3 separate regions of the Homo sapiens genome follow, and all the other regions are linked to region 1. The links are chromatin loops, found by intact Hi-C in ENCODE. Cell type or tissue: heart left ventricle. All regions are shown on one strand. Links, peaks and the distances in the headings refer to the core of each region. The heading gives the core; the rest is flanking DNA.

Region 1 (8,135 bases), core at 3,095-8,094:
AGATGAACCTGGGGCTGCAGAAGATATTCCAGGAAATGCTCTACATTATGGACTGGATGGATGAAATGAAGGTAAAACCTGACCGAAAGGAAGGACGACAGAGCTGATCCAACCAGGGCTCTCTTTTCTGTGACTCATTCACTAAACCCCTACGTACAGCTGTGTGCCTTGTCTAACTGCCCACATGTACAGCTAGAGAGGAGCCACATCACCCATGGGAAGATTGCTAGCTCAGGAATTAAATGAGACGTGAAGTGTGAAAAAGTTGTAGAGACCAGTTCAGTAGCCAGAGCTCTGTTTCTGTGACTTAGATATATTCCAGTGTAGGGAATCAATCACATTGTGGTTTTCTTTATTTTTAAGTTTTCAGGGTTAAACTAACTTACCGTTTCATTGATCTGTGAGTGAGTGGTACTACTTTGGGCAGGGGTCCCGGAGAGGTGGTATGGGGAGAAGGGAGGAGTGGTAGGTGCCATGGACAGAGGAGAGGTCAGGAACCAGGCAGCCAGAGTTCTGATTGTGAGTGCCTGAGTTGCCTAATCCTCTTTGAGCCCTCTTTCTTGGTCTTTAAATGGAGATTGTACTTACTATCTACCTCATCCAATTATTGCAAGGATGGAATGCGGTAGTATGTGCACAGATCATGGGATGGGCTGGATGGCAGTGGCTGGTCATGCCATTTATTGACTGCTCTTAGCATAGAGTTCCAACCTTTCCCCCTTCCCAGGAAGAGACCTGCTATCATGCCATGGCCCTGTACCTGTTCATGTCCTCCAATGCAGGCCATGGAATGCTCAGCCATGCCAAGCAGTTCTCCAGCTGGGAGGCCTTTAGCCTTGTAGACAGAAGAAAATAGGACAGTTTTCAGACAGTCCCATGAAGCTTCCTTTGTCTCAGCACGCTGTGTTCCCAAGCTTGACCTTATGCAAGAGATTCCCTTCCCAGGATATAAGCTGTCATCTGTTGCCTACCTCTTGGACTGTTCCTGACAGAGGGGCAAAGTCATCTGATACCATCAGTTTTCCCTCCTATTGTTCCAGATTTACAGTGTTCTTAGGTCTGGTCTCTCTTGACCTCTCAAAATAGAAATGTTCGTAAAATGTAGCAGAGAGGGACTTTTCATTTTATAAATCATGATGCACATTGTAACTCAGTTGGTCCAGAGACTTCCTCAGAAGTAAGAGTGAAGTAGAAATCTCATCTGGCGAGGATGTAGAATGAGGCCCCCAAATTTCGCTGGTTGATGGAAGAAACAAGAAAATATCAGTGGGTTCAAACTTAAACTCTAGAAGTTGCTTGGGGTCTACTAAGCAAGACAGCCACCTGACCCTGCTCTCCTTATTGGTTTAAAGATGTGGCTTGTAAGCTTTTCAAGTAGATTGTTTTCCCATTGATTGTGTAAGTACAGTAGAGGCATACCAATAAGCTCCTAACAGAGGAAAAACATTCACTTACAGGCTCAGCAACTTCTAAAAGATTTCTTTCAACTTTGAAGTGACCAAGTCTATCACCTTTATTTATTTATTTTTGAGTAGTTGTTGCAGCGGTTTCTTCTTGAAGCTCCAGTTTATATTTTGGAATCTTTCATACAGCACCCCCGCCCACGCTCCCCACTGCCCCCTCCCCCCCACCCTGGCCCCGCTGGCCCTCACCATCTTTTTCTTCTATTCTGCACTTTTTAGTGTAGATTTGACTTACTTATTCCAAGTTTGGTGATCCTTAGTTTGTGATAGCTCTCCTGACTCAGGCCTTCAGGTATGATTTGTTTTGTTCTGGTTTGTTGGCCATCATCTTCCCCTGAAGGTGTGGGGTCCATGGCAGACTAGAGGGAAGGCATAGCTTCATTGCTGGCTCTCTGCTTGTCGAAAGATGATGTGATGCTGAAGTCAAGGCTATAGTCACAGATGTCCTTTTGGTTGCTTCTTGTGCACAGGTGCTAGTATTGTCTCAAGACTATGGCAAACACTTACTTGGTGTGGAAGACCTGTTACAGAAGCACACCCTGGTTGAAGCAGACATTGGCATCCAGGCAGAGCGGGTGAGAGGTGTCAATGCCTCCGCCCAGAAGTTCGCAACAGACGGGGAAGGTAAGGATGGCCCATTCCAAGCATTACCTCCGGGTCACCAGAGATTCATATTTATAGAAACACAGTGGGGCTTTTGAAGTTACTGTGCCACTATACATTCCTGGTGGGTTTGTCATGGGAGCATGAAATACGGTGGAGTGGCCTTCTGAACACTAACTCCATCTTGTTTTTCTGGAATTGATACATCCTTTCCTTAAATACGCAAATGCTGCCTTTGCTTTGAGTGGCTTGGTGTTTGGCAGTGAGACTTTGTCATACCTCAGTCTCTCTGGCCATGCACCGACACCCTGGTGTGGCTGTTCCAGCAGCTCCTGGCTTTCACAGCTGGTTGCATATACCTCTCTTTGGAGGATGTTTAGAATGATTTGGTTATGCTTCGTGTATTTCTAGAAACAATTATATGCAGCTGCCTTTTTCATATGATTCAAGTGCTTTCTTGCAGGAGGATGATCACTTTGTCTGCGGTTTGGCCAAAAAAAAATAATGTTTATCATTGCCCTCACTCCTGTTCTAGTCAAGTTGTTAGAAGGTGCTCCATTGCCTTATCGCATGGCCCTGCATTTACATTTAGCAGTGAGCTGGTAATCATAAGAATATGGGGTGTAGCTTACTGCCTGCCAGTGAGCCTGCACCCATGCTGAGCTCCCTCACACAGCCACGTTCCTTCCTTGATGTTAAACAGGTTACAAGCCCTGTGACCCCCAGGTGATCCGAGACCGCGTGGCCCACATGGAGTTCTGTTATCAAGAGCTTTGCCAGCTGGCGGCTGAGCGCAGGGCCCGTCTGGAAGAGTCCCGCCGCCTCTGGAAGTTCTTCTGGGAGATGGCAGAAGAGGAAGGCTGGATACGGGAGAAGGAGAAGATCCTGTCCTCGGACGATTACGGGAAAGACCTGACCAGCGTCATGCGCCTGCTCAGCAAGCACCGGGCGTTCGAGGACGAGATGAGCGGCCGCAGTGGCCACTTTGAGCAGGCCATCAAGGAAGGCGAAGACATGATCGCGGAGGAGCACTTCGGGTCGGAGAAGATCCGTGAGAGGATCATTTACATCCGGGAGCAGTGGGCCAACCTAGAGCAGCTCTCGGCCATTCGGAAGAAGCGCCTGGAGGAGGCCTCCCTGCTGCACCAGTTCCAGGCAGATGCTGATGACATTGATGCCTGGATGCTGGACATCCTCAAGATTGTCTCCAGCAGCGACGTGGGCCACGATGAGTATTCCACACAGTCTCTGGTCAAGAAACACAAGGACGTGGCGGAAGAGATCGCCAATTACAGGCCCACCCTTGACACGCTGCACGAACAAGCCAGCGCCCTCCCCCAGGAGCATGCCGAGTCTCCAGACGTGAGGGGCAGGCTGTCGGGCATCGAGGAGCGGTATAAGGAGGTGGCAGAGCTGACGCGGCTGCGGAAGCAGGCACTCCAGGACACTCTGGCCCTGTACAAGATGTTCAGCGAGGCTGATGCCTGTGAGCTCTGGATCGACGAGAAGGAGCAGTGGCTCAACAACATGCAGATCCCAGAGAAGCTGGAGGATCTGGAGGTCATCCAGCACAGGTGAGCGGGGCGCTGGTCAGCCACTGGCCTGTTCCTTGTGACCACCAGTGGCCCAGGAGGTGACCACCCTGTCAAATTGCCATTTCAGATTTGAGAGCCTAGAACCAGAAATGAACAACCAGGCTTCCCGGGTTGCAGTGGTGAACCAGATTGCACGCCAGCTGATGCACAGCGGCCACCCAAGTGAGAAGGAAATCAAAGCCCAGCAGGACAAACTCAACACAAGGTGAGCACGTGGCCAGCAGTGTGCCAGCCTCCCACGTGTGGGACTGGGGAGGGTGAGGTCACTCATCGAGCTTTGCTGTTGGGAATTTCCCACATGGGGTCATCGACATTGCAACACTGATGTCATGGCATTGGCACCTGCCTTTTGACATGTCCTTGTTTTGTAAGAAGTGTCTCTCAGGGCAACATCATTGGTTGCAGGAGGATTATCTGAGTCAGCCCAGCATCTGCCCCTCGCCACACCAAAGTTAGGGCCTTGGTTTGACCTGTGTCCAGTGTAGAAGGTATTAAGATGACACCTGTGCTATCCATTTTATAGTAACTTCAGGAACAGGACTCTAGCATGTTTAACACTTAATTTGCCAATGAAAGTCCTGATTGTCAGGGCAGACCTTTGTTCCAGTCTTATCTTTCTGTTGAGTAAACATGTTTGAGTAGGTTATGGCACCTGGCCCCAGTTTTGAAGGTTACCATCAGTCTTAGATTTGGAAAACGTTCATTAGGTAGAGTTCAGAGATGTGTAAAATGTGTCACAGACATGAATTAATTGACTCTGGGAATGGATATCTTGTAATTGCTCACATTGGAGCTCTGTAACACATTCCTCTTCGTGACAGGCTTTTTCCAGATTACATTGCATCCCTGAGCTATTTCCATTATATTTGGTGTTCACAGTTTGAGTGAGATGATTTTCCAAAAAAGCATGTAGTCAAAGCACAGATGGAGAAAACAGATAAGCAGCATTAACCCATCACTGTTCCTTTTGCAATCCAGCCATGGTCAGTCTTCCCTTTTTCACACTCGCTGTCTGCCCCTGCACTCACAGGTGGAGCCAGTTCAGAGAACTGGTTGACAGGAAGAAGGATGCCCTCCTGTCTGCCCTGAGCATCCAGAACTACCACCTCGAGTGCAATGAAACCAAATCCTGGATTCGGGAAAAGACCAAGGTCATCGAGTCCACCCAGGACCTGGGCAATGACCTGGCTGGCGTCATGGCCCTGCAGCGCAAGCTGACCGGCATGGAGCGGGACTTGGTGGCCATTGAGGCAAAGCTGAGTGACCTGCAGAAGGAGGCGGAGAAGCTGGAGTCCGAGCACCCCGACCAGGCCCAGGCCATCCTGTCTCGGCTGGCCGAGATCAGCGACGTGTGGGAGGAGATGAAGACCACCCTGAAAAACCGAGAGGCCTCCCTGGGAGAGGCCAGCAAGCTGCAGCAGTTCCTACGGGACTTGGACGACTTCCAGTCCTGGCTCTCTAGGACCCAGACAGCGATCGCCTCGGAGGACATGCCAAACACCCTGACCGAGGCTGAGAAGCTGCTCACGCAGCACGAGAACATCAAGAACGAGATCGACAACTACGAGGAGGACTACCAGAAGATGAGGGACATGGGCGAGATGGTCACCCAGGGGCAGACCGATGCCCAGTACATGTTTCTGCGGCAGCGGCTGCAGGCCCTGGACACTGGATGGAACGAGCTCCACAAGATGTGGGAGAACAGACAAAATCTCCTATCCCAGTCACATGCCTACCAGCAGTTCCTCAGAGACACGAAGCAAGCCGAAGCCTTTCTTAACAACCAGGTAAGGTTTGTTCCTGCCTTTGCTTCCTTTCGGTGAAAGCAGCCCTGGCTGCCTTTTGAAATGTTTTGGCTGGGGCAGCTGGTTTAAACCACACCTGTATGGAATTATATGGATAATTTAGAGACTGATTTTTTTTTCCCCATACTCTTAAGGCATTGAAATCCATCACGTTGTAGGGGACAGGAATTGAAAGTTGCCATAAGAGCTGCTTTGCCTTACAAAGTACTGTTTGATTTCAACTGCCATTGAGGATCTCTTATGTGTTCATAGTATGTCTTCATAATTGAGGTATTGATCCAATTTAAAAGATACAGTGAGGGCCAGGCATGATGACTCACTCCTGTAATCCCAGCTCTTGGGGAGGCTGGGACAGGAGAATCACTTGAGCCCAGCAGGTCAAGGGTGAAGTTAGCCGTGATCGTGCCACTGCACTCCAGCCTGGTGGCAGGGTGAGACCCTGTCTCTTAAAAAAAAAAAAAAAAAAAAAGTACGGTGAGGATTTTTTTTTTTCTTGAGACCAGTCTGTCTTCTTGCTCTAGAAGGGTCAGGGACTTCACCTGAGGACACAAAGTAGAGATTAGAGAAATAAAAACAGCTGAGGATAGTCACCAACTTCAGGGCTGTTACTGTCTCAAAGAGAGAGTATGAAGGGTACATTGCTGTTGCCTTGATAGGCACGTGAGAGGACCCTTGAGGCTGATACACAAAGCTTTGGTTCCTTTCCTCACTCTCTTTGGAAAAAAAAATTTAGAGCATTAACCCCTGAGGGAAATTCGGTCAGTTACAGTGTCCCACTGGGTTTTTTTCCTCCTAACTTTTAATTTGATGTGATTTAATTATTTCATGTAAGTGTAATGAAGAAAGTGTTGTGAACTATGTTGCACGGAAATGTAGAACACAGGAAAATGAGATCCTTCATTGATCTGCTATGATTTGTTCCTCTTTTTAAATAAGGAGTATGTTCTGGCTCACACTGAAATGCCTACCACCTTGGAAGGAGCTGAAGCAGCAATTAAAAAGCAAGAGGACTTCATGACCACCATGGACGCCAATGAGGAGAAGATCAATGCTGTGGTGGAGACTGGCCGGAGGCTGGTGAGCGATGGGAACATCAACTCAGATCGCATCCAGGAGAAGGTGGACTCTATTGATGACAGGTACAGTTTTCTGAGGTTCTTAAGGGAGCCTTGCACCTTGGGGCTCTCAAACTTCTGAATCATTGGCCAGAAGCCCTTGGGAGTTTAGGTATAAATTTCCCAGTGGGCAGAATATGGGTGCCCAGCAGAAGTTCATCTACCCATACAGAAAATTAGTGAGCTGTGCATGACTGCCTGAGAATGTGGGTCTGGTGAGACATGTACAAGTGTCCACAAAAGGAAAGAAAGCCTGAGAAGCCAAGCTAATTCTTAACCGAGGACCTGTAAGAGCCGTAGTGCTGCATCGCGATCAGGTGTAAGCCATGCCCTTTGAGGATTAACACACGCTTGTGTCACCTGATAGGACCCCTGGCGCCAGGTATTCCCAGCCAAGCCCGTGTTCCCCTTCATCCATGAGAAAGAAGCCTGTCAGGAGAGTGGGAAGGGAGGGTGAAGCTTGCTTGTTCTGAGTACCTGGCAAAGCTACAAAGGAACATTACCTGGACTTTTTTAGAAAATTGGCTTGGATAGTGCTGTAATAGGATCTTTTTCATGATGGAGAGGTAAATAAGAGCAAAGGTTATTTTCCTCTTCTGCCAGGGCATCTCCAGGATTGGATACACTTTCTTCATTTCTTGTTTAAAATTATTTTTTTATTTACGTGTGTGTGTGTGTGTGCGTGTGTGTGTCTGTCTGTCTGTCTGAAAGATTTCCTCCCCGGCTGGAGGCCAGTGGACTCTGTTTGACCCTAACTCTTTGACTCACTCCTTACTCTTGCCTTGCCCCGGTTACTTAAGTTGGAGGTTGGGGCAGATCAGGGGTTGGATGCACTAGCACAGGCCAGTCTGGGCCAGCCACTGGATCAATCACTAGCCCCTGTTCCAGTTTGGGTTGAATTTAAGGGCTTGCTGTGAGACTGATGTAATCAAAAAACAAGCCCTTCCTTTCTGCCTCTCTTCTGGCCTTCAAGTGTGTTGGAAAGGAAAAATATTCCTTTGCTTACCACATCTGAGAGGGTTTCCTGGGACCCCTGGTCAGGTTGACTTAAAATAAGATGGGTGGAGAGGGGATTACTCTGTTTCCAATAAAGATTGAGCTCCTGTCTTTACCACTTCCAATCTTTTTTTCTGAGCTGATTCCCAGGCTGAACTATATGTTCTAGGGTGGTATTGTGGAATAGAGAATAACTTATGTTAATTATAATTTTGTATCTGTTGCTTTTAAAACAGCTGCAAAAAAGAAAAATAAATCCACCAAACCCTCCTTAAATGAGCATGAGAAACAGCAATTGGGCAAAGCATTCATAACCTAGGGAAAAAGAATTTCCTTTTTTTGTAATATTAACTCTGAGTATTTTGTAAATAAGATATCCTATGTACTTCCATGTTAGATGCACACAGCTGGTTTCCTGCAGGCGGGCTTGGCTGTTAGGGATGTGTGCATTCAGGCAGGCATGCAGCTGCCTTGCTGCTTCCTCGGTTTCTTTTTATGTCCCCAGTGCTGCAACTGCACAAAGCTGTTGGAAGCAGATGATGCTGTCTAGACTCCTGG
Region 2 (11,096 bases), core at 2,665-7,664, 290 kb before region 1:
TTATATAGTGTATAATTCTCTGAATTTTGGCAAAGGTGTAGTCATGTTACTCCATCACAATCAAGCTATGAATCATTTCTATCACCCTCAAAAGTTCCCCTATGCCCTTTTGTGGTCATTCCCTTCCTCTACTCCAACAGCTACTGATCTGTTTTCCATAGTTTTGCCCTTTCCAGAAAGTCATGTTAATGGAATTACCCAGTATGTAGCTTATTGAACCAGTCTTTCAGAATAAAGCATCTGGGATTTGTCCATGTTGCTGCAGTATGTCACTAGTTCATTCCACTGTGTTGCTGCTACACACTTGCCATGTGACTTTGGGCAAGTCACGCTAAGCTTCAATTTCCTTATTTATGTAAGGATAGTAATTGTCCCTCTCATAGGGTTTTTATGAGAATTAAAATATTTTTGTCAGTTACTGTTCTAGACACTAGAGATACAGCAGTGAATAAAGTAAATGGGGGAAAAAAATCCTGTCCTTACATAGCTTACATTTTAGTAAGGGAATAGATCAAACAAGTAAGCTGTATTGGAATGTTACATGGTAGTAAGGGCAGCATGCAAGGCAGGGTAAGGAATGCTGCAGGCAGAGCTGCAATTTTAAATTGGTGGTCAGAGAAGGCTTCACTGAGTGACATTTGAGTGAAGACCAGAGGGAGAGTGAGGGAGTGAGCATGTAGGAACCTGGCAGAAGAGCATTCATAATGCACAAAGGAAGCACTCACTAAACATTAGCTCTTAGTAGCAGCAGAATCCTAGTCTACTGCTCTCTGCACAGTGATGGGGACTTATTTGCAGCTGAGAGCAGGATTCTATGAGAGAAGACCTAGTACAGTGCTGAGCCAGGCAAGTGTTCAACAGATGGGATTCAAAATATGTCACAGCAAAGGTAATAATTTCTCATGTAGGTTTTTTCCAGCATATTTGGAAAAGGAAATGTGTACCATCTAAATGGTCTCAGACCACTGTGCCAGTGTCAGCCTCCTCCTACTCCACTTCTTTCCTCATCTCTCTGTGTGTTAGGTATAGTGATTTAACATTTAGATGGAGATTGCTTTTTGTGAGCTCTCTTCGTACTGATGACATCTGTTCTTGTCATGGACAGCACACCATGGCTGTGAATGTCAGATCTTCTTGGGGCAGGAATTCCTGTGGTTAAATGTTCTTTAATTTCATGAGCTAAACCCCTTTAAGGGCCATATTGAGGGTACTTCATTTTGTACACTTGCTTATGCTCTCGTACCAATTATTTCAGAAAGAAATCAATTGTTATTGTTAGACCAGACCTACACTGGGGAAATTAATTTGGTACCAAAATCCAGATTAGTGAAGTTCTTACATTTCTTACAAAGGCTCATGAATGACTCTGAGCTCTAGTTCAGGGTTGAATTTAAAACTGTTCACTGAACTCATCCTTACATTGGCAATACTAAGAAAAAGAAGCTGGTTTGAGAATAGAAATATGAAACATAAAAGTTTAAAAACTTAATCCCAACTAATTTTCTCTTACTCCTACTCTATAGGTATGTTGGAAAAAAAATGAACAAAGGTGTTAAGAGCTGCTATCATCAAGACTAGGTGACAGAATAGTAGTAGAATCATTATTAGCACTGGACCTTTAAGAGATGGTGAAAGTGAGTTTGAGATGAAATAAGAGCTCAGATAAGGGAATCTGTCAGTGAATATGAATGAGGAGAGTTACAGAGAAAGACTGAAGATACATCACTGAGTTACAAGCATGTCTGATTTGGGTGTGGCAGGAAGGGAGTGTGTATATTTTAAAAACATAGCCTGGGCAACATGGTGAGACCCCATTTATACAAAAAAATAAAAATAAAAAAATAGCTGGGTGTAATGGTGTACGCCTGTGGTCCCAGCTACTTGAGAGGCTGAGGCAGGAAGATTGCTTGCACCTGGGAGGTCAAGGCTGCAGTGAGCTATGTTCATGCCATTGCACTCCAGCCTGAGTGACAGAGTGAGACCCTGCTCAAAAGGAAATAAAATTGGCTGGGCACAGTGGCTCACACCTGTAATCCCAACACTTTGGAAGGCCAAGGCAGGAGGGTAACTTGAGCCCAGGAGTTTGAAACCTTCCTGGGCAACATAGTGAGACCGAGCGCTACAAAAATAAATAAATAAATAGCCAGGTGTGGTGGCAAGCCTCCGTAGTCCCAGCTACTTAGGAGGCTGAGGCAGGAGGATGGCTTGAGCTCAGGAGTTCAAAGCTGCAGTGAGCAATGATTGTGCCACTGTGCTCCAGCCTGTGCAACAGAGCAAGACCCCATCTCTAAAAACAAATTTTAAAATAATAAAATAAAAACCAAAAACAATGAACTTAAATGTACTCATTTCTAACTATCCAAGAAATAATAAAGAATGTATATTTCACATATTTGTAAACTGTTCCTTTAAGATGACAGGTTTCTTTTTAAAGGTTAGCCTGGTTAAGAAAAAAACTGGTTGACGGTAATGCTGTCTTTATAATAAGAGTAAAGAAAATAAACTTGCCTAAATATTTTAAATGACACCTGTTGTTTTAAGTGTTTTTGCTAAGATAATATCTTTAGGATGCAAGACGAGATTGGTTGGTTTTATTTGTTTAGAAGATTTTTAAGATTTCGTACATTTCTACCTAGGAACATAAAATTGGGGATGCTAAAAAAAGTAAGTTGTTTTAGCTCAGTCACTTCCAAAGAAAACTGGTTTGATTGTCTTATATTTTTGGCTGGGTGCGGTGGCTCATGCCTGCTATCCCAGCACTTTGGGAGGCTGAGGTGGGCAGATCATGAGGTCAGGAGTTCGAGACCAGCCTGGCCAACATGGTGAGACCCCCCCCCATCTCTACTAAAAATACAAAAAATTAGATGGGCATGGCGGTGCGTGCCTGTAGTCCTAGCTATTTGGGAGGCTGAGGCAGGAGAATTGCTTGAACCTGGCAGGCAGAGGTTGCAGTGAGCCAAGATCGTGCCACTGGACTCCAGCCTGGCAACAGAACAAGACTCCATCTCAAGAAAAAATAAAATAAAATAAAATAAAAATATTTTTAAATATTGGTACTTTAAAGGAGATTATACTAGGTTGGTATTTTCAAAAGTTTAATTTTCAGAGCACTGACCCTTGCCTACATGCTTAACAAAATAAATTTGCAAAGTCAAATATGTTTTGGAAAAGCTGTATTTTTATAAACCTTTCTCAGAGCTTCACAATTCACATTGGTATATAAAGGTTCTGAGAAATCTTGTGATAAACTTATTTAACTTTGCTTTTCTCACTATTTCCCAAAGTCATTTAACTGTGGACTCCTTTGTATAACACCTATTAATATGCTGGAGAACTAGTGTTCCACAGAACACAATTTTGGAATTTTTTATGGGGGGGTGCATTATGAACTGCTTAAAAACATTTTTTTAAAGCACTCATAGCATCTATAGCAAAATAGAGATGAATTTAGGTACAGTGTAACCAATGTGACCTTAGCTGCCCTAGTGTTTGTGATAGTACTTCAATTTTTTAAAGCCACTGAGCTCTACCAACAAAATGCGATTGTTTATGTTTAGGTTTTGTCAAAAGCCCACATTTCCTTGGGAATCCACAAAGTATGATTTTATGTTCCACAGATGACCACCACCAGCCATCTTGGCTACGCGATTGTGGCTGTGGAGCTTGGCTTACGACCTCTTGCATTCACTTAACTAGTTCCTCTAGGATACTTCACTTGCTTTTTACTACTTCTCCTCTGAGGATTCTCCCTTAATTTCTCAAAGAATGGAAAATAGGTAATCTTTACTAAAACATCTCTGAGAGCTTAGGGATACTAGGAGTATAACATAGAGACTGCCTTACACTGGCTTCCAAATGTGACTAAGGGACCCACAGTGCAACAGCCCTTGGCCTTCCCAGAGCTGCAGGTTAGAAGGAGCCCCGTCATCCGGAATCTCCAGGCAACTCCTGACCATGGAACCCAGTGACTATCATCCTGGGGCAGGAAAGAAGACAGTCCTTAGACTGGTAGGGATAACTCCTCTCTGGGTCCAAAGTTTGAGTTAGGCAAAACCCCCTCTACAATCTGCAAGATATGATCTGTTCCCCAGAGCCTAGACAAAGCCATCACGCTAGGTAACTTCCCAGCTTATTTTGTCATAAATAACTGTGTTAACCCCCCACAATCCAATGTAAGTGATGGTACACAGAACAGTAAATTTTTTGTTAGTCTTTCCCTTCAGTATGATACAAAGGTAAAGACGAGGCTCCATCCATGTCTTTCCTTAATCTCATAATCTTTTATGAATAAATGCTTGGACCAAAAGGGCACGCACATGTTGCATGGGCACATAAGCACTTTCACTCTTCCAGGAACAAACCAAACTTTTTAGGCATAAGGAAGACTATCCAGAAACAAGAAAGACAACCTTTTTTTTTGGACTGTAAGATTTCACTCAGCTAAAGTGAAGATGCATCCAATTTATAACACTCATCAGAACACTTTCACAAACTGCAGAGCCTTAAAGTCACCAGTCACATTTTAGGAAAAACTGTTCTCTATTTCCTTTATGTTTGTGAAACAAAGACTATTTTGGCAAAATTCTCAGTTTAAAAGAAATTTGCTCAAAAGATGAAATTATCTCTCTGCTCTAAGGCTAGCTTTGCATTATGCTTTTAAGAAAAAAATATAGCCAGGCGTGGTGGCTCATGCCTATAGTCCCTGCTACTCAGGAGGCTAAGGTGGGAGGATCACCTGAGTCCAGGAGTTTGAGGCTGCAGTGAGTTGTAATCGTACCACTATGCTCCAGCTTGGGTGATGGAGTGAGACCCTGGCTCAAAAAAATAATAATAACAAATAATAATAATTAAAGTCCATCAGCCATTTCCTAGTGGTTCGCTTATCCCAGAGCCATTTTTCCAGTAACTTGAGTATTAGCAAAATAAGTTTTTGATCAACAAAAGTAGATGATATGAAGTGTTTGTGTATGCTTTACAATCTTATCACAGAAGAACTTTCTCAGAATATTTACTGCTATGGTTTGAATGTTTGTCCCCTCCAAACTCATGTTGAAATGTAATTTCCATTGTAACTGTATTAAAAGGTGGGACCCTTAAGGGGTGACTAGGTCATGAAAGCTCCACCCTCATGAATGAAATGAATGCCATTATAAAAGGGCAAGTTTTGTCCCCTGTTGCCCTCTTTTTGCTCTTCTGCCTTCCACCATGTGAGGATGCAGTGTTCAAGGTGCCATCTTAGAATCATAATTACCAAACCTGCCAGTGCCTTGATCTTGGACTTCCCAGCCTACAGAATTGTGAGCCAGTAAATTTCTGATCCTTATAAATTACCCAGTCTAAGGTATTCTGTTGTAGCAGCACAAAACAGACTAAGACGTGCACTTACAGCCTCTATTTTCACTTCTTAAATAATTTCATTTGGTTTGTACTTAGCTGGTTTTGCATTCCACAGCAGGTTTGATACAGCAGTGCAGCACAGAAATTAGAGGTGTGCACAAAGAGGTTGGGGTTTGAATTGTGGCAGTGCAGCAGTCTGCTGGTGATATATCTTGGGGAAGTTACTTCATCTCCTGGCAGTTTTCTCATCTGTAAAGTGGATGTGCCTGCCTCATAGAATTGTGATGAGCTTATATAAGTAAGACAAGACCTATAAATCCTAGACCTTGGGGTGTAATAAGCACTATTATAATTGTGAAGTGGAGTGGAGAAGAGCTGCCAGAAGCAGGCGCTCTGACAACAGTAAGATGTGACTATTTTCAGCCAGATAGTGAGAAGACACCATCTGTTTAGTAATCTGTTCTAGAATTTTCCTAGGATCTACATCAAGTAGTCTTAATTTTTTAAATTCACCTTTTAGCCCATTCTGAAAAGTGAAGCATTAGCCAATCTATTCTCCAAAATCCCCTAGTTCCTAAATTTCTGTAATCTCTGCAGAAATTACCCCAGTTACAATTACCAATTATTCCATTACTCCTGCTTACAATTTGTCATTGGCCTAAAAACTGGCACTCTTATAAAGTGACAAAGTGAAGTCCAACTCTCTCATCAGCTCTTCAGGGCTTAGTTCTTTGGTATGTGTTCATCCCATCTTTTTCAAGTTAACTGTAATTTTCCTTAACAACCTCAAGTTGAATGAATAGTTCTGACTTTCCTGAACCAGATTCTTCTCTCCAAACTGTTAGCCGGAACACAAAAGATAACCTTTTTTGGGGCTGTAGGATTTCACTCAGCTATGAACAATTTTTTCTAGAAAACATTATTTTTGCTGCCTTTGACAATTGTATAAATTATCAATTTGTAAAATTTTATAAATTTATAAATGTCTTCTAAGTTTCTTGACAATCTTCTGACAAGCTGACTCCATTAATTATTTTTTAAATCTAATGTTGTATATGTCTTTTATACATGCCTGTCTTTTTAGAAACTAAGCTCATTTGAGAGCTGACTCCCTATGCAGCCACATAGGTTTTTTTTTTTTTTAAAGAAACATCTCCCTTTTTGCATCAATGTAGCCTTAATTGTATTGTCAGTATTTTACCTATTAGAATTGCATATTTATCCCCCTTGAATCATAGTTTAGAAGTCTTTGGCTATGGAACCATAGTTGATTTTCAAAAGGCAGACTTGCTTCCTTATAGCCCACGGTAGGTGTTTGATTATACCGGAAGTTACTTTCATATCCTAACTGTATTCCAGGAACTCCTAGGTGTCATAGGGTTTCTCAAGCATTTTCTTACTACCACCTAATCAACCAGTTTTAAAATATTTGGTCAGAATTAAGTTGAGTAACAGTTCCCCTCTCTACTCTCTCAACTTCCAAGAAATCAAATTGTCATACATGCTAATGAAGAATCTCAGTTTTCCCTTTCTTGTGTACTTAGGTTTTAGTACCAAAATTCAGTAACATTAGAGAGATTTCCCCTTAGAACAAAGTTTATCAAACTGAGTCATTAGTGAATGACAAATCAATGAGTTGCAGTCAGCAACGTGAAATGAAATAGGAAAGCAATAAAATAGAATAGAAAAATAGTTAAGCACACTGCATATAGTAAGTATTTTGTGAAACTTTTGTTTCAGTTTTATGTATGTATAGCATTGTGTGCTCTTGTATGACATAAAATGTATTTCATGGTTCAGGCTAGGGACTAAAACTTCTGAAAACCACTATTTTTAGATGATAATACATTATTTGTATTGTCATAATGAAAAGATTACAACATAATTTTTTAAATTAAATATTTTATACATACACGTGTACATATATAATAAAATCATAGTATAAAACAAATACAGCTATTTTGCTGATTTTTACCACTTCATTTGTTGATAGAAGGAAGGTAGCTTAAGAATTCAGCAGCTGTATTTTAGCTAAAAATTTGACAACTCATTTTCCAGTGCCTTCAAAGAAATACATTTTTTGTGAAAAGATATTTCCAGATTTCAGAACTCCACATTAGTACTGGGATATCCACTAACTTGTTAAATTGAATTACTGAATATCCATAGACATCAAGCAATACATGAAAATGCCCTACAGTATCCAATATTGTGTTTCCAATTATTTTCTATAAAGGGTGACTGGTGGTCACATGGTAAAGCACTGGAACCTGTCTTCCTACCACCTTACGACTCTAAGAGCACCCAGAGGAGTGACTTCCAAAAACCATCGTGTCCACTGGTTTTGCCAGTCAAACACAGCAAGATGCAAAAGCCTTCTTGTGGAATAGGTAAGGTTTTGCAGTGGTAAAAACCTTTTATGTTATCTCAAATTATTGCTACCAAAACTAAGATGTATTAGATGTCCGGACAGCTCCTGAAAATAATTACTTCTCTATGAAGTTGAAAATACACACACAGCAAATACAGCCCTTGGGAAGTTTGTTATTTCTTCCTAGTGGACAGTTTGTCTCCAAATGCAGTTAATATGACATAATGAAAATTGTATTGATCATTAATAACACCAGCCTCAAAGTCAGAAACTTAGTAGCATCCTGCTCATTGTTGTTGCCACCACATTTTAAGAGTTGTAACTATTGTCACTTCAAGGAAGGTAGCTGATGAAGAGGGCTATTAGATAATCTGTAACAATGACTTGTCCTTTAGAAAGATAATAAAGTTTCCACTTCTGGTTCAGGATAGCAGACTGAGCACACATATCTAAATTCCCTGCCTTCCAAGACCCTATTACTATAAATAGTAGCAAAGCAATAAACTCTTAAGAGTGAAGAGAATAGAAGGAAGAACTTTCTGGAACGTAGCAAAGACTAGAAGCCTATTGATAGATAAAAGAGAATAAAGAAGCAATTTCTAGAAGGAGATGCAGCAAAGAAGAGACAATCTGCCTGGCCAAAGCCCTGACTGAGCTACACGCCGAGCCAGCAGGCATAGTGGAAGGCAAAAATGAAAAGCGGGTAGGAGAGAGTCAGAGAGTTACTTCAAAGCCTGTCCCTTAAATAAAGGCTCCAGTCATGAGCACTCCACCCTATCCCAACATTAAGACTACTAGAGCCCAGTGTCTTAGCCAGATGTCAACTACCACACCAGTTATTTCGGTAAATCAAGCTGATCCCCCGTCCCCTTCTTATAAATGGACAACCAAAGATTAGAATTATGCCAGTTAAAAAAAAGATTTGGAGAATAAAGTCACGGAAGTATCACACAGCATAAAACAACAAAACAAAAGCTTGGAAAATGAGAAGGAAAGCAAAACAGAAGATCTGTTTGGGAAATCCAACTTTTCTGGAGCTCCAGAAAAGAGAAGAGTAAAAATGAAGGTAGATAATTAGCAAAACATAACATTTATTGAGCACATACTATTTGCCAGGCACTTTATGGAACTTTCTAAATATTAACTCATTTAATTCCCACATGAACTCTATGCAATATAATAGTGTAGTAATACTATTAATATTCTTATTTTTCAGATAAGAAAATGTAGGGAGGCAAAATTATTTTTTAACATTTTAGTGTTTTTGGCTGGGCTTGAGAATTAAATTGACACAAAGATCAACAGGAGAAAAGCATACAAATTTATTTAATACAAGTTTTACATAGCAGGGGAGCCTTCATAAGGAAATGAAGACCCTAAGACACAGAAAGAACACATATACTAAATTGGACAAAGAGTAGTACATTGTAAAAATGGGACAAGGCAAAGGAGTTTGGGCTAGGGTAATTGGGTAGAGAAATGACTAGGAAGATAAGGGTGAGTTTAACAAGGTTTACTTGTCTAGATTTCCCCTCACCTCAAATTCCTGTGCTTGGTAAGAATGATGCTTTCCTTCTGGTATAGGGAGGATATCTTTTACGTAGGAATTTCATCTCCTGCTTTTGAGAAAGAGAAGGAAGGTCAAACTGTTTTTCTTGCATCTGCTGTTTTTCAAGTGCCTTTAACTCAATATAGTCAATATGCCAGAGTGGCATTTTAGAGTAGCATGTTCTGAACTCCTTTGAAAGCAAGCATGGAGTTGAAATAACGTGCCCAAGGCTAGAGTGAATAATTGGCATTTGCACCCAGCTAGCCTGACTCCAGTGCATATACTCATAACCAGTACTGTATAGTACTCTACACAACCTCTAAAATAATAACAAAGTTTCCCTACATAAAATGCATTAAAAGGGTCTACTGGGTGCTTCTAAGTGTGAAGGGGAAAAATATGCACACCCTACATATCATTACAAAATTGCAAAACAGTCATCATCAACAGAAGATTCTAAAAGTTTCCATAAAGGGATAGAAAAATAAGTCACCATCTAAGAAATAAGTATCAACATGGAATCAGGCAGCACTGATGCAAGAGTACAATGGAGTTAATATCTTCAAAGTTCTCAGGGGAAATACTTTTTGACCTAGAAAAGGGAATTTATTTGGCACGGATACTAAACCATTTTTTTTCAAGTGGCACTGGGCATTACACCCACTGAGAAGGAAATGAAGTCCTGGCACAACATTTGACCCTTAAATGAACAAAATGTATGTAATTATGTAATACTATGCATGCTGTTTAGTAGTTTTCAACTTTTAGGCTCAATCTATAGACACGAGTTTAAATATGGTTACACAACAGAATGTATCTTAGCAGCTTTAATAAGAAAAGTAAGTGCACAACTGATAGAAGATGAGAAGTAGAAGAGAAGAAGGGTGCTAACATCATTATTTGCAATATAGGTAATCAGTTGATACTATCCAGTGGGGGTGAAACAAGGAATAGATGTTTAAGGTGAAAGGTCAAAGGAACCAGTCTAAAAACCAAATTTCTCTAACCCTGGCTTATTTACTGAGCTTCAAGTTCACATATCCAAACACCTACTTAACATCTCCTCTTGGATAGCTAGTCACCTTTTCAAACCTGATATGGCTGGAATAGAATGTTTCATTTCCTCCATCCAAACTTATCCTCCACTAGTCTTCTCCATCTCAGTGAATGCCACCTCCACTCTCCCACCAGGTGTTCAAGTTTTGATAAGCTAGAAGGCATTATAAAACTCTCTCCTTTCACTCCCTGCCCCCACATTCAATCCATCAGCAAATTGTGACACCTCTATCTCCAAAATAGACCCCAAATCTATTCCTTTCCATCTTCACTGTAACCAGTGCAGTACAGCTGCTATTACCCTGCTTCCTTTCTTCTTTCTCCATATATGTTTTCTGCATCATTGTCAAAGGATCTTTTTAAAAACACATGTGATATTCTCCTCCTTTAGATTCTCCAGTTACTTCTCAACGTTCATAGAATAAATTTCAAATTCCTCACTATGGCCTACACGGCCCTTTTTGATCTGTCAAATTTACCTACATTATCTTCTATTGCTCATAATGTGAGGATTTAGAGACAGAGAATATAACTCAGACCAAGGAGGTAGAGACACTCTCTGAAAGTTAAGCTTGTTTCCAAACCAGATTTATGTCTATGTACTTGTTACTGTATTTCCATATTTTAATTATATATTCTTGTAAATTAAAATCTGAATAAGAAAAGAAAACAGTTGTTTCTATAAAACATTCAAAATTGAATGTACAGACTTGATAAAAGGTCAATTGCTAACTTTAAAAAATGCTACTTAGGTATAGGCAAAATAACTAAGAGGAGTTGGAC
Region 3 (11,096 bases), core at 3,425-8,424, 170 kb before region 1:
ATTTCAATATGCTAGTTGGAAGGGAAGGTCAGTGTTTACAAGCCAAGGGCGTGCCTGCTTGTATTTTTAAATATTTCTAATGAATCCAAGTTAGTTGCTTTTGATTTCATGTGGCTCTGCAGAATAGAACTGCATGTACATTGTGTGGTGTATGTGCGTTATTTTGAGTTTCTCTAATAGCCATTAAAATATGAGACTTTTTGTGCTGGTTGTGTAAAATCGTGTTGCGTACAGATTTTTATGAATGTTGTTCCCATGGATCATCCAAACGTTTTGGATTTACTTTGTTGTAAGAAATATCCTGTGTTGATGTCACAGGAGGTTTAGCTGTTCTGACTTACACAGCAGGTGCAGAATTCTGTTGGGTTAAGCTCTTTGTAACTCTGTCATTACTGGAGTGACCAAAACCTTCATCTGAGAGGAGAAGTATTGGGCAGTGAAGGAACTGCTGTCACTAGGTCGTCTCCCACAGTTGAGGTTTTCTGTGAAGAACTTCTCTTGGGCAAGACTAGTAACAACTATCTGTGATGTTGCAGAGCAAATGAGAAGACCTCCCTCTACTTGTGACACATCCTGAGCAGAGGCTTGGCATTGGCAGAGTTTCCTGGAAGGGTTTGTAGAGTGGTTGCTTTGTCTTGATGTTTGAATGTATGACTTTACATGTGGAAGTACTATTTTGACGTGGAAGGATTTTACTACTGCTAACATAGACATGATTAGTGGAAATCATTCAGTGTGGATTTTGTCGAAATAATTTTAAGCTTTTCTTTTTAATAGCATATTCTTATAGAACATTTTAAAGCCTAATTTTTTTTACGTGCAATGACATGATGCTCCTTTAATTATGTTGCATCGTAACTAGTATCTTCATTATAATTGGGCTTTATTTAATGGCAGCCGTAGTTTCTTTCACTACATTATTGGAAATGCAAACCATTCTTCCAGAAGGAAGGGGCTAACTACCCCTGTTAGAAGAGTGAACTTTGTAGGTCTGTGGAAGTGAGTAAAGCATCTCATGGGTTTTTCTTGTAAATTTTCAGTCTTTGCTTTTTCTCAGGGCATCTTTTCTTTGCAAAAGACCTAGTTTAGTACTCTGATTTTTCCGGTAGCACTTGTAATTATATTTAAATTTTTATTGTGTGGGAATAACATCATCTATTTTTTTCTACTCAGTGGTTAAAGGAAATTACACCAATTAGATATACCTGTGTTTCTATTTTTAAACATCTCTGGAGAAGGCATTTTCATAATGTCCTTTGCTATCATAGTGAGGTTCACGGACCTTCAACATTAGAATCGCCTGGAAGCTTGTTGCAAATGCAGATTCTTAGGCCCCACTCTGAACTCAGCCAATCGGAATCAACATTTTAACAAGACCTTTAAGTGAGTTGTATGCACATTAAATGAAGAAACTCTATTCTGTTCCTTCAGCAAAGGGACCTCAATATCAAAAGTTTCCTTCTTGAATTTTCCTTTCTTTTGCTGAAGTATCAGCACATTTTTTTCCTTGATGGTGGTGACAAAAGTGAGGCTCTCACTGTAAATTATTTGTTTAATACAAAATTATTTTATAAAGCTGTTCTTTAATTCTTGGTGGAAGAGTCCTATATACCATGGTTTATTTAGATTAATCAGTGTTTTAGGTTGTTTTGTAAAACACCTCTAAAGTTGAAAAACAGTCTTTTTCCCCTCTGGAAGAAAAAGGCATTGGTTTTGAGACATCAGAGCTGGAGCCTCGGAAGCTAACCCCTGAGCAAAGGGTCCTCTCTGCTCCCTCTGCTCTGGCATCTTGATGTCTGTCATCTGATATAGTCAATGTCCTGCCCTCTCGTCCAGTCTTTTCTTAGAGTTCTTTTTTGAATCAACTAATTGGTAGGTACAAAATAATGTTCCTAAAATATATGTTAAAGAATCGTAAACCAGCTGGGTGCAGTGGCTCACGCCTGTAATCCCAGCACTTTGGGATGCCGAGTGGGGGCGGATCACTTGAGGTCAGGAGTTCAAGACCAGCCTGGCCAACATGGTGAAACCCCATCTCTACTAAAAATACAAAAATTATCTGGGCATGGTGGCAGGCATCTGTAATTCCCAGCTACTCGGGAGGCTGAGGCAACAGAATCAGTTGAACTGGGGAGGCAGAGGTTGCAGTGAGCCGAGATCGCGCCACTGCATTCCAACCTGGGTGACAAGAGCGAGACTCTGTCTCAAAAAAATAAAAATCATAAACCAAGGGACACTCAGGCAGCCACCGGCTAGTTCAGGAAGAGCCTTATACATTCAGAGCCCACCTCCATCATCCCATCTGAAACAACCCATATCCTTGATTTTGTGCATATCATTCCCTTCTCTATGGTTTATCCTTTTTAAAAAATCTTGATTGTGTATGATTTTGAACTTTATATCAACAAAATTATACTTTATGTATTCTTCTGACTCACATATTTAGATTAAGATTCTATTCCCAAGGTTTATCCATTTCATGGCTGTATTTCATTCAGTTTCACCTGCTGTATAGTATTCTAACGTGATTTATTTATTCATTGTACTCTAGATGGAGATTTGGATTGATTCCAGGTTTTTTTGCTATTGTGAAAGGGTTGCTGTGAGTGGTTTTTGTACACGGCTCTTGGTACATATGTGGAGGCACACACACCCATTTGCTGTCTCTAGGGAATGAAATTTTCTGGCTCACAGGGCATATGCATCATCAGCCTTAGTAGAGAATGTAGAACTGTTTTTTACAAAGCGATTATGTTGATCGTGTTCCCACTAGCCATAAGTGTTACAGTTCCAAAGCCTTGCCAGTGCTTCACATACCAGGCTTGAAAATCTTGTCCAGTGAAACATTATCTCACTGTGATTTTTATTTACAATTTCTCTGATTATTGAGTTTGAATGTCTGTTTACATTATTAACCATTTGGGTTCTTCGTTTTGTGAAGTACCTGTTCAGTCTTTTACCCATTTATCTTATTAATTTGTAGTTCTGTATGTAGATTACTACTAATCCTTTGTGGATTACATGTCTTGCGACAATTACTTCTCAGCTTGTGTTTTTTTTCTTAACTCGAATTTGTGATTTCTTTTGATGATCGGTTATTTGTAATTTAGCAGAGTCATAATCAGTATTTTGTCCTTTAAAGTTTGTGAGGGTAATTTTCTTATTTCAGAAAAGTTTTTCTTTGTTTGGAAAGAGCATTCGTTTTGGAGTCAAACAGGTTGTGGGCCCAAATCCTAATGGTGTTGTATACTAGCCTTATGGCTACCACTAGGTACTGGCCTTGAGCTAGTTAGTTACTCAAGACCACAGTTTCCTCATTGGAAAAATCAAAATAATATTAGTTTCTCTTAGTTATGATACAGCAGTGTACAGTTCCAGGCACATAGTACGTATTTAGTTGATAACAGTTGTTTCCTTTCTGTTGGGACTGCCTAAGCACTATGACCCACTGATCCCTTTTGGTATGCTTTGCAAAAACTACCTAAACCTTTTTATGTCAGGAGAGCTATTAAATGGCTTATTCTAACTTTTGTATTTTAAAAGGCTGCATTACCAATGGCATTTATATATTGATTAATACAGTCTGAAGAGACCACTTACTAGAAACCCTTATCAGTTTAGGTTCTGGTTCTTGAAAGTAATGTAATTACATTTATTTGTACACAGTTCTTTTGACCATTAAGCATTTATAGTATTAATGATCTTCCTTTACTGCTACTCTGAGATTACTTTGTAATATTGTTTTTTATTTAATGAATAATTATTGGATACATTATCTTGCCAGGACTTGAAGTTGTTATGGTTTTGTGGACTGGCTTAAAGTTGAATAAGAATTAGTTCCTGAATGAAAGGACTGTATACTCTAGTATATGGAATATATTTTATGTACTATACACAGAAGGTAAAATACCTTTAACAGGCTGGATGTGTGACTTTGGCAAACCTTTAACCCTCCGGTCTCAGATCTAATTTTATAAAATGGAAGACTTAGATGAAATCATAGTGGGGGTTAAAACATGGCACATGCCATCACTCGCTTCTGTTCCTGGCAGACATCGAAAATCAGTAATGGTACTCTTTTTCCACTGAGCTGAGATAGTCTCAGTCATATTCTCGACATGGTGTTCTAGGCAGTAACTACCACTCGATTAAATCTGGCATTCAGTTTTTAAGCTCCTGTACACTTCTAAATTCTGTGATTATAAGATACTTGAGAAACTCATCACCTTGGCAGTGTTCAGAATACAGTGAGACTGGAAGAAACTAGAAGCAAGGAGACAGGAGAGAGGTGACTGGGGGTCCAGAAGTAAAGGGAGCAAGTTACAGTGGTGGCCAAGGGAACAAGGAGAGGAGAGATGGGAAAATGGTTGTGAAGGCCCAATCCTATGCGAAGCTATTTGTAGGGTAAATGGATGGCAGGATGGATGGGAGGTGGACCTAGTGGGTGACGAGCTAAGCTAAGGTGATAAAGATTTCAAATTTGAATAATGACAATGAGCATGTTTGGTGATGATGACAAATAGACAAGTCAAGTGCATGATTGGATATTTGATTGGGAAGAGTATCAGTTTTGCTTTAAACATGTTTGAGTTTGAGGTTCCAGCACAATCCTCAGTGGAGCTGGAGAGAGGTCATGGCTAGAGAGGCTGATGGGAGGCTTTGGATGGAGGGGCCCTGGGCCCCAGGCTTCAGGCTCTTTACACAACCCACCCACCTCGCTCACACGCTAAGTGACCTTGGGCAAACTGCCTAGACTTCTTTGTGTCCCTCAACATCTTCATCTGTAAAATAGTCGTAATGAGAGTATCTACCACATAGGATTATTAAAGCCAAATGAGGTAATTCAGCGCTTATCACAATAAATTTTAATGATTATAAAATGTGGAATTTTTGCTTAGTTTGACTTAATATTATGCTTTCTTTCAAATAAACAGTTTGATTTGTTTAGAAAAGGTATATTCTAGCAAATAACAATCATTTAGATAAATAATGCTAAGTTCCATCTGTATTAAACCTGTTCCTATACATCATGTCAAAATAATAGGAAAGGAAAATCTGATTTATATATATGTATTTTTTAAACAAACAATAAAATGCTAAAGCCTTAGTAGCTAAGGAAATGATATGAGCAGATAGTTTATAAAAGAAGAAATCAAGGAGGTCGATAACTGTAAGTTCAAACTCACCAGTGTATGAAATACAGACTAAATTAATTAATTTTTCCACTTAATGGATAGATATTATGCTCTGGGCTGCTGTGAGATGGGAGCTCTGCATCACCTGTTGAGAGCATATTTTGATTAATACAAACTTAGGGGAAAACAGTTGGGTTATATATATGTAACAGAAGCCTTAAATGCTTATACCTCTTGAACTGAAATCTCACATGTAGCTTGGTAACCTACAAAAACAATTAAAAATAAGGACAAGTTTTTAAACAAGGATTTTCTTGGCAACATTAATAGAGAAAAGGGGAAATGTTTTTTAATGGAACATAATCAAATAAATTATGGCGCAACTGTAGGGTGGAATTCAATGTAGTGCTTAAAATAATGGTTTGGAAGAATATTACTGAGATGGGAAGATGCCGGTAATACAGGGGTTAGTGGAAATATCTGGATGCAAAATTGTATAGTGTACTATAATCCTGGTTTTACTGTATTAAGTAAAAGACTGGAAGGAAATACATTAAAATGTTAATGGTTTGCTTTGGATGGTAGGTTGATGGGTGATTTCCTCTCTTGTATGAAAGGAAATTCCCATGACTTAATGTTTCTCTTTTTGAGTTTTGAAATATTTCACGGTAGAGAAGAATGCAGTAAATAATATAATAGATGACCATGAGGACCATTTGTTTTGGTTTGTTTGAGGAACTTTTTTTTGTTTTATTTTGTTTTCTTTTGTTTTGTTTGAGACAGAGTCTTATTCTGTTGCCCAGGCTGGAGTGCATTGGCACGAACATGGCTCACTGCAGCCTTGACCTCCTGGGTTCAAGCAGTCCTCCTGCCTCAGCCTCCCAAGTAGTTGCAGGCGTGTACCACCACACAGGGCTAATTTTTAAACCTTAAATTTTTTTATAGAGACGAGGTTTCACCGTGTTGCCCAGGCTGGTCTTCAACTCCTGAACTCAAGTGATCTGCCTGCCTTGGCCTCCCAAAGTGTTGGGATTACAAATGTGAGCCACCGTGCCCAGCCTTGGGCACCATTTTTTAATAATCAAAAAAGCAATCAACACTTTAAAAATTCTAATTTTTAAAAAGGAAAGAAAAAAGTAAATCTGTCCAATTGTAGATCATTATTAAGAAATAGTTTTAAATCCAGCGATTGTTATATCTGTCCTTCTTTGCAGTTTTCTAAGAGCAATGATACAGTGTGTAAGTTAGCATCTTAAGGGTATAGGTGTGAGATAAATTAGTGTATTCAAATGTATTAATTCTCTACACTAACCTAGGCAGCTTGAAAAGAGCAGAGGACCAGGGTTCTTTGGTATTTCCAGTCTCCACACTTGAGTGCAGAGCAGTGGAATTCCATGACGTGCATGTTCTCACTCGTGGAAACCTAAACACTGCTACTGGAGCTAGTTTGTAACCATTAGACCATCAGGTTTCAGTGGAATTGGTCAGAAATGAAGGTAAAATTCCAAGTGAACATTTTAAAATAAAAATCACTTCAGATTTAGATTTACTTTCAGTGAATGGTATCTCAGCATCTGGGAATATTGTAGGCTAAGATTGAGAGGAACTAATTTTAATATTCTTCGTTTTTTGTATGAAAAGAAATTCCTGTGCAATGTTATATTTTTGTATATATACATATATGATGCATACATATCATGTTTATCTCATATATATATATATATATATATATATATATCTCACACATGGGAGAGAGAGGTGTGTGTTTGATTGAGTAATCTCTACCACGAAGGGAGGCACATATTTTAAAACATTTTAAATGGGGAATTTTATAGAGACAGTATTTTGAAAAGGAGTCCCATGAATGAGTCAAGTTGTCCTTAGCCAGTGGAGGAAATGTTTGGGAGGGAATAGTACTTTCTATTTTATGGTCCAAGTCTCTAAGTGTGTTGGTACTTTGTGAAATGTAGCTTATAAAAATTAATGAATTTCCATTAATTTTGTATTTTTTCTGCCATCAGCTTTAACTGAGTGGTTGTTTGAAGAAGCTTTCAGGATTAATTGTGCTTTGACATATAAAAATAAGATGTTATCAAGATTGCTTTAAAACTGACCCTTGTTTATAGGAGTCATACGTCCATTCTTAAGAAACTCTCAACTGTGACAGTAAACATCTGAGTGATTTTTAGAACCATTTTAATATCTCTGCTCTAGAATCGAGAATGCCCTGTTAGTTCTGATTTTTAATATACAAATTTGAAGCCACTAGTTAGGCAGTAAAATATGTATTAGAACATAACTATAGATTTTTACCCAATAGATCAATTAGTATGAAATTTAGGATGATATATAAGTACAACAGAATTTATTCCTTTGAGGTATGTATTTTCAAAGTGTAATTTGTGTAATTAAGTATGTTTATTCTTCGAGACCATCCTGGCTAACACGGTGAAACCCCGTCTCTACTAAAAATACAAAAAATTAGCCGGGCGTGGTAGCGGGCGCCTGTAGTCCCAGCTACTCGGGAGGCTGAGGCAGGAGAATGGCGTGAACCCGGGAGGCGAAGCTTGCAGTGAGCCGAGATCGCGCCACTGCACTCCAGCCTGGGCGACAGAGCGAGACTCCGTCTCAAAAAAAAAAAAAAAAAAAAAAAAAAAAAAAAAAAAAAAAAAAAAAGTATGTTTATTCTTAGAAAGTTCATGAGCCTATTAACATTGGTTATCTTGGGTAATGGAATTGCAGAAGATTTCATCTCTGTATATTTTTTTCTCCATATTTTTTAAGTTTTAGGAAATAACAAATTCTTGTTCTTTATCAAAAATATCCTAACACTTCTGACCAAACCTCATTTTAGCTGGATACAAACTAATCAAATAATTTACCAGCTAAATATACTTTCTGCTGTTCAATTTTTTTCTACCAAACTTACGGAAAAGCAGTATTAATAATGAAGATATAAAGAACACTGAAATTTTTGAAAGATCTTTTCATTCCTTGTTTAAATGTTCATTTTTGTTACAGCCTTGGCAGTTCATTACTTATGCAGAGTGTGGGAAAAGCTCTAAGAACTGGCCGAGAGAGCGCCTGACAGAAACATTGTCCAGGAGGAATCAGCCACTAATGGCCACTGCCTTTGGCTCTCGGTGAAGTTTCGTTTCCCTACAGTACTCTTGGGTGGCTGTTTCAGGGATACATTTTGTTCTAGTGTGTTTGCCTCAAGGCCAAATATAAATGTTGAAGGGCTGTACATTTTTCTGGAATGTTCTTCACCAGCTGTAAAGTCTTGGGCTGGGATAGGGATAGGGGATTTTTTTGGGGGTGGGGGGGCTTTTTTCTCTTTATCTTATTTACTTGAATGGGAAGGAAAACTTAGATTCTTCCTTAAAACAATGTTATTTATTTTGATCTGTGATGTTTAAACATTTTCCACGGCATTTTGAAACCTGTAAACATAGGAGTACTTTGTTGTTGCTGTTGTTGGAGACAAAGTCTTGCTCTTATCCCCCAGGCTGGAGTGCGATGGCGCGATCTCGGCTCACTGCAACCTCCGCCTCCCAGGTTCAAGCGATTCTCCTGCCTCAGCCTCCCGAGTAGCTGGCGCCTGCCACCATGCCCAGCTAATTTTTGTATTTTTAGTAGAGACGGGTTTCACCATGTTGGCCAGACTGGTCTCGAACTCCTGACCTCAAGTGATCCACCCTCCTTGGCCTCCCAAAATTCTGGGATTACAGGCGTGAGCCACCGCGCCTGGCCAGGAGTGTTTTTATAGTGATTACAATAGTTTTAAAAATTAAAATAGTCTTTGTATTTTTACCACCTTAGAATCCCTGATTTTTTTTTTTAAATTTCTGCTAATACACATAGTATATGTGGTTTTTTGAATGGCTTATGAAGACTATATACCATCATAAAGGCATAAGTTAGTATAAAATCATCATAACAAAATACAAAAGTATTTTTAAGATATCTTTTTATTACTGAAATAATAGATGTTTTAGATCATATGGAAACTAAAGATGAATACAAAGAAGAAAATTAAAATCACTAGATACTATGTGACCCCGGAAACATACAGTTAATATTTTAGTGTTTCTCGGCCAGGTGCGGTGGCTCACGCCTCTAATGCCAGCACTTTGGGAGGCCGAGGCGGGCAGATCATGAGGTCAGGAGTTTGAGACGAGCCTGGCCAACATAGTGAAACTTTGTCTCTACTAAAAATGCAAAAATTGGCTGGGTGTGGTGGTGGGCTTCTCTAGTCCCAGCTACTTGGGAGGCTGAGGCAGGAGAATCACTTGAACCCAGGAGGTGGAGGTTGCAGTGAGCTGAGACCGCACCATTGCGCTCCAGCCTGGGTGACAGAGTGAGACTCAGTCTCAAAAAAAATAAAATAAAAAAATAAAAAATAAAAAAATAAAAAAATATGTGTGTATATATATTTATTTATTTATTTTAGTGTTTCTCTTTTAAGCCTTTTTTTTCTGTGCATGTTTCTTCATCTCACACATACATATTAAGGGCCAATCCTCCAATCTTAAACTGAAGATGTAGAGTTTTGACAGTCTCTATAATGACATGATGATGTTCAGCACTCTTGCAGCTTATGCATGTTGCATGGCAAAACATAAAATCTAATGACTGGTCTATAGTTAAAGCTGTAGCATGAACACTATCTGTTGCCCTGAGCTGTTTTAGGGGTGGGATGTTAAAGAAAAATGGAAAGGAAGAAAGAATTCAAAAATTTGTTTATTATAGCTGTTTCTCTTTTATGAATAATGTCTTTTTACAATGGAAAAATACCAGAAATTAAATTCTCATTAGATAATGTGCTTTCTGTTTTGTTCTGAAGGGAATTCCCATCACAGTTGCATTAATTCCCCTGAGAGACATCTCCATATGCTTCGGACAACATCTGATTTTACTTTTGTGTTCTGATTTCAGAGTCTTTGAAATACCTATCCCATAATGTGTCGCAGTGGAATGGATGTGGTTATTATAATCTTGGTTTTAAGTGTAATAAATTTTACTGGGCTGGGTTTGGTTGTAACTGATGAAAGCATATACTAGAGCTCAGCTTTCTTGGGGTCTTTGTATTAGCTGGATTCTTTACAATTCTATCTTGGGATTTAGGATCTGTTTCAAGAAGAAAAAGCGTTATTTCTATTTGATTATGCAAGCCAGTTCTTTAAGCCTTTAGGACATCAGATGGATGGAGGTGACTTGCTGGCCTTTGTTGCCTTTAACTCTAGTATTCGGCTTCTTTCTGAGGAAGGTGCCAAAACGGCTTCCGTATCTGCTGAAGGAAAAGAGGGAGTGGGAAGAGGGGAGAAATATTTCATTGGAAGATAAAAAAAGCTCTTTCCAGCAATTTCCTTTAGAAACTTGGGGGTTGCTGTTAGTCTCATTTGGGTAATGGGCCCCAAGGAAAAGTGACAAATGGCCTTCTTCTGGGGTTTAAACACTAAAGGTCAGTGTTGGCCCTTTTCACAGTTAAGAGGGAAAAATCTGAGCTGGGCTGGGTGGACTTTCTCCAACTAAGGGATTCTTCTGAAACTCCTAACCTGATGGGAATCATTTTGTTTGCAGGTGGCCAAAGCCCATCAAGGGAAATGCTTGATGGTTACTGTGCCTGAGCTGCCTGAAGCCTGGTGTAGGAGTCTCAACTTGATCTTGAGGCAGCTGCAAATGTTAGGTCTTGACACTTGGGATGGCAACAAGACCAGGCAGTGCCCAGAGTGGTCCCAGCGGCCTAGGTTAGAGGAGGGTAGGGGGCTGGAATGTGGCCTTAGCCAGTCCTCTGAGCAGATGAGAATACCTGTCACTATTTCAGGAGATGAGTTGTGGTCAGAGATATCAGTCAGGTGACTTCTCTGAGAGGGGCCTGGTCCTTCTCACAGCAAGATTGACAAGTCTGTGCTGCCAGTTGTCCCTAAATACCCAATTTATCTCCTGGGGTGGAGTTGG

The links. Hi-C counts contacts between places; a loop is a spot of excess contacts. Peaks named below come from ENCODE experiments on the same cell type or tissue, not always from the same donor. Only the 100,000 strongest peaks of a DNase experiment are listed, where the experiment ranks them.
Region 2: a loop joins it to region 1, with 2.1 times the contacts of the local background. A loop is called at or near these places in 4 of 110 quality-filtered maps.
Region 3: it touches region 1 in a loop (1.9-fold over the local background); 13 of 110 quality-filtered maps call a loop at or near these places.

Annotation. Positions count from the first base shown.
Region 1 is chr2:54,626,164-54,634,298 of GRCh38, forward strand. It overlaps SPTBN1 (spectrin beta, non-erythrocytic 1), which reads left to right. Exons shown (of 36, transcript NM_003128.3): 12 at 1-71; 13 at 1,934-2,087; 14 at 2,770-3,640; 15 at 3,729-3,866; 16 at 4,692-5,448; 17 at 6,403-6,605. Among named protein-coding and RNA genes, the nearest start is that of SPTBN1-AS2, 50 kb to the right of the region's middle. RefSeq lists enhancers at 2,963-3,561, 3,791-3,840 and a silencer at 4,031-4,090. In heart left ventricle, for the core only: no CTCF peak of the experiment used is centred there; DNase peaks (open chromatin) are centred at 3,922 and 5,117; H3K4me3 peaks cover 756 bases; H3K27ac peaks cover 4,588 bases.
Region 2 is chr2:54,336,147-54,347,242 of GRCh38, forward strand. CIMIP6 (ciliary microtubule inner protein 6) reads left to right here. Exons shown (of 5, transcript NM_001100396.2): 3 at 7,574-7,727. Among named protein-coding and RNA genes, the nearest start is that of CIMIP6, 11 kb to the left of the region's middle. In heart left ventricle, for the core only: a CTCF peak has its summit at 5,717; no DNase peak of the experiment used is centred there; H3K27ac peaks cover 294 bases.
Region 3 is chr2:54,458,797-54,469,892 of GRCh38, forward strand. All of the region lies in intron 1 of SPTBN1 (spectrin beta, non-erythrocytic 1), which reads left to right. Among named protein-coding and RNA genes, the nearest start is that of SPTBN1, 8.0 kb to the left of the region's middle. In heart left ventricle, for the core only: no CTCF peak of the experiment used is centred there; no DNase peak of the experiment used is centred there; H3K4me3 peaks cover 678 bases; H3K27ac peaks cover 3,070 bases.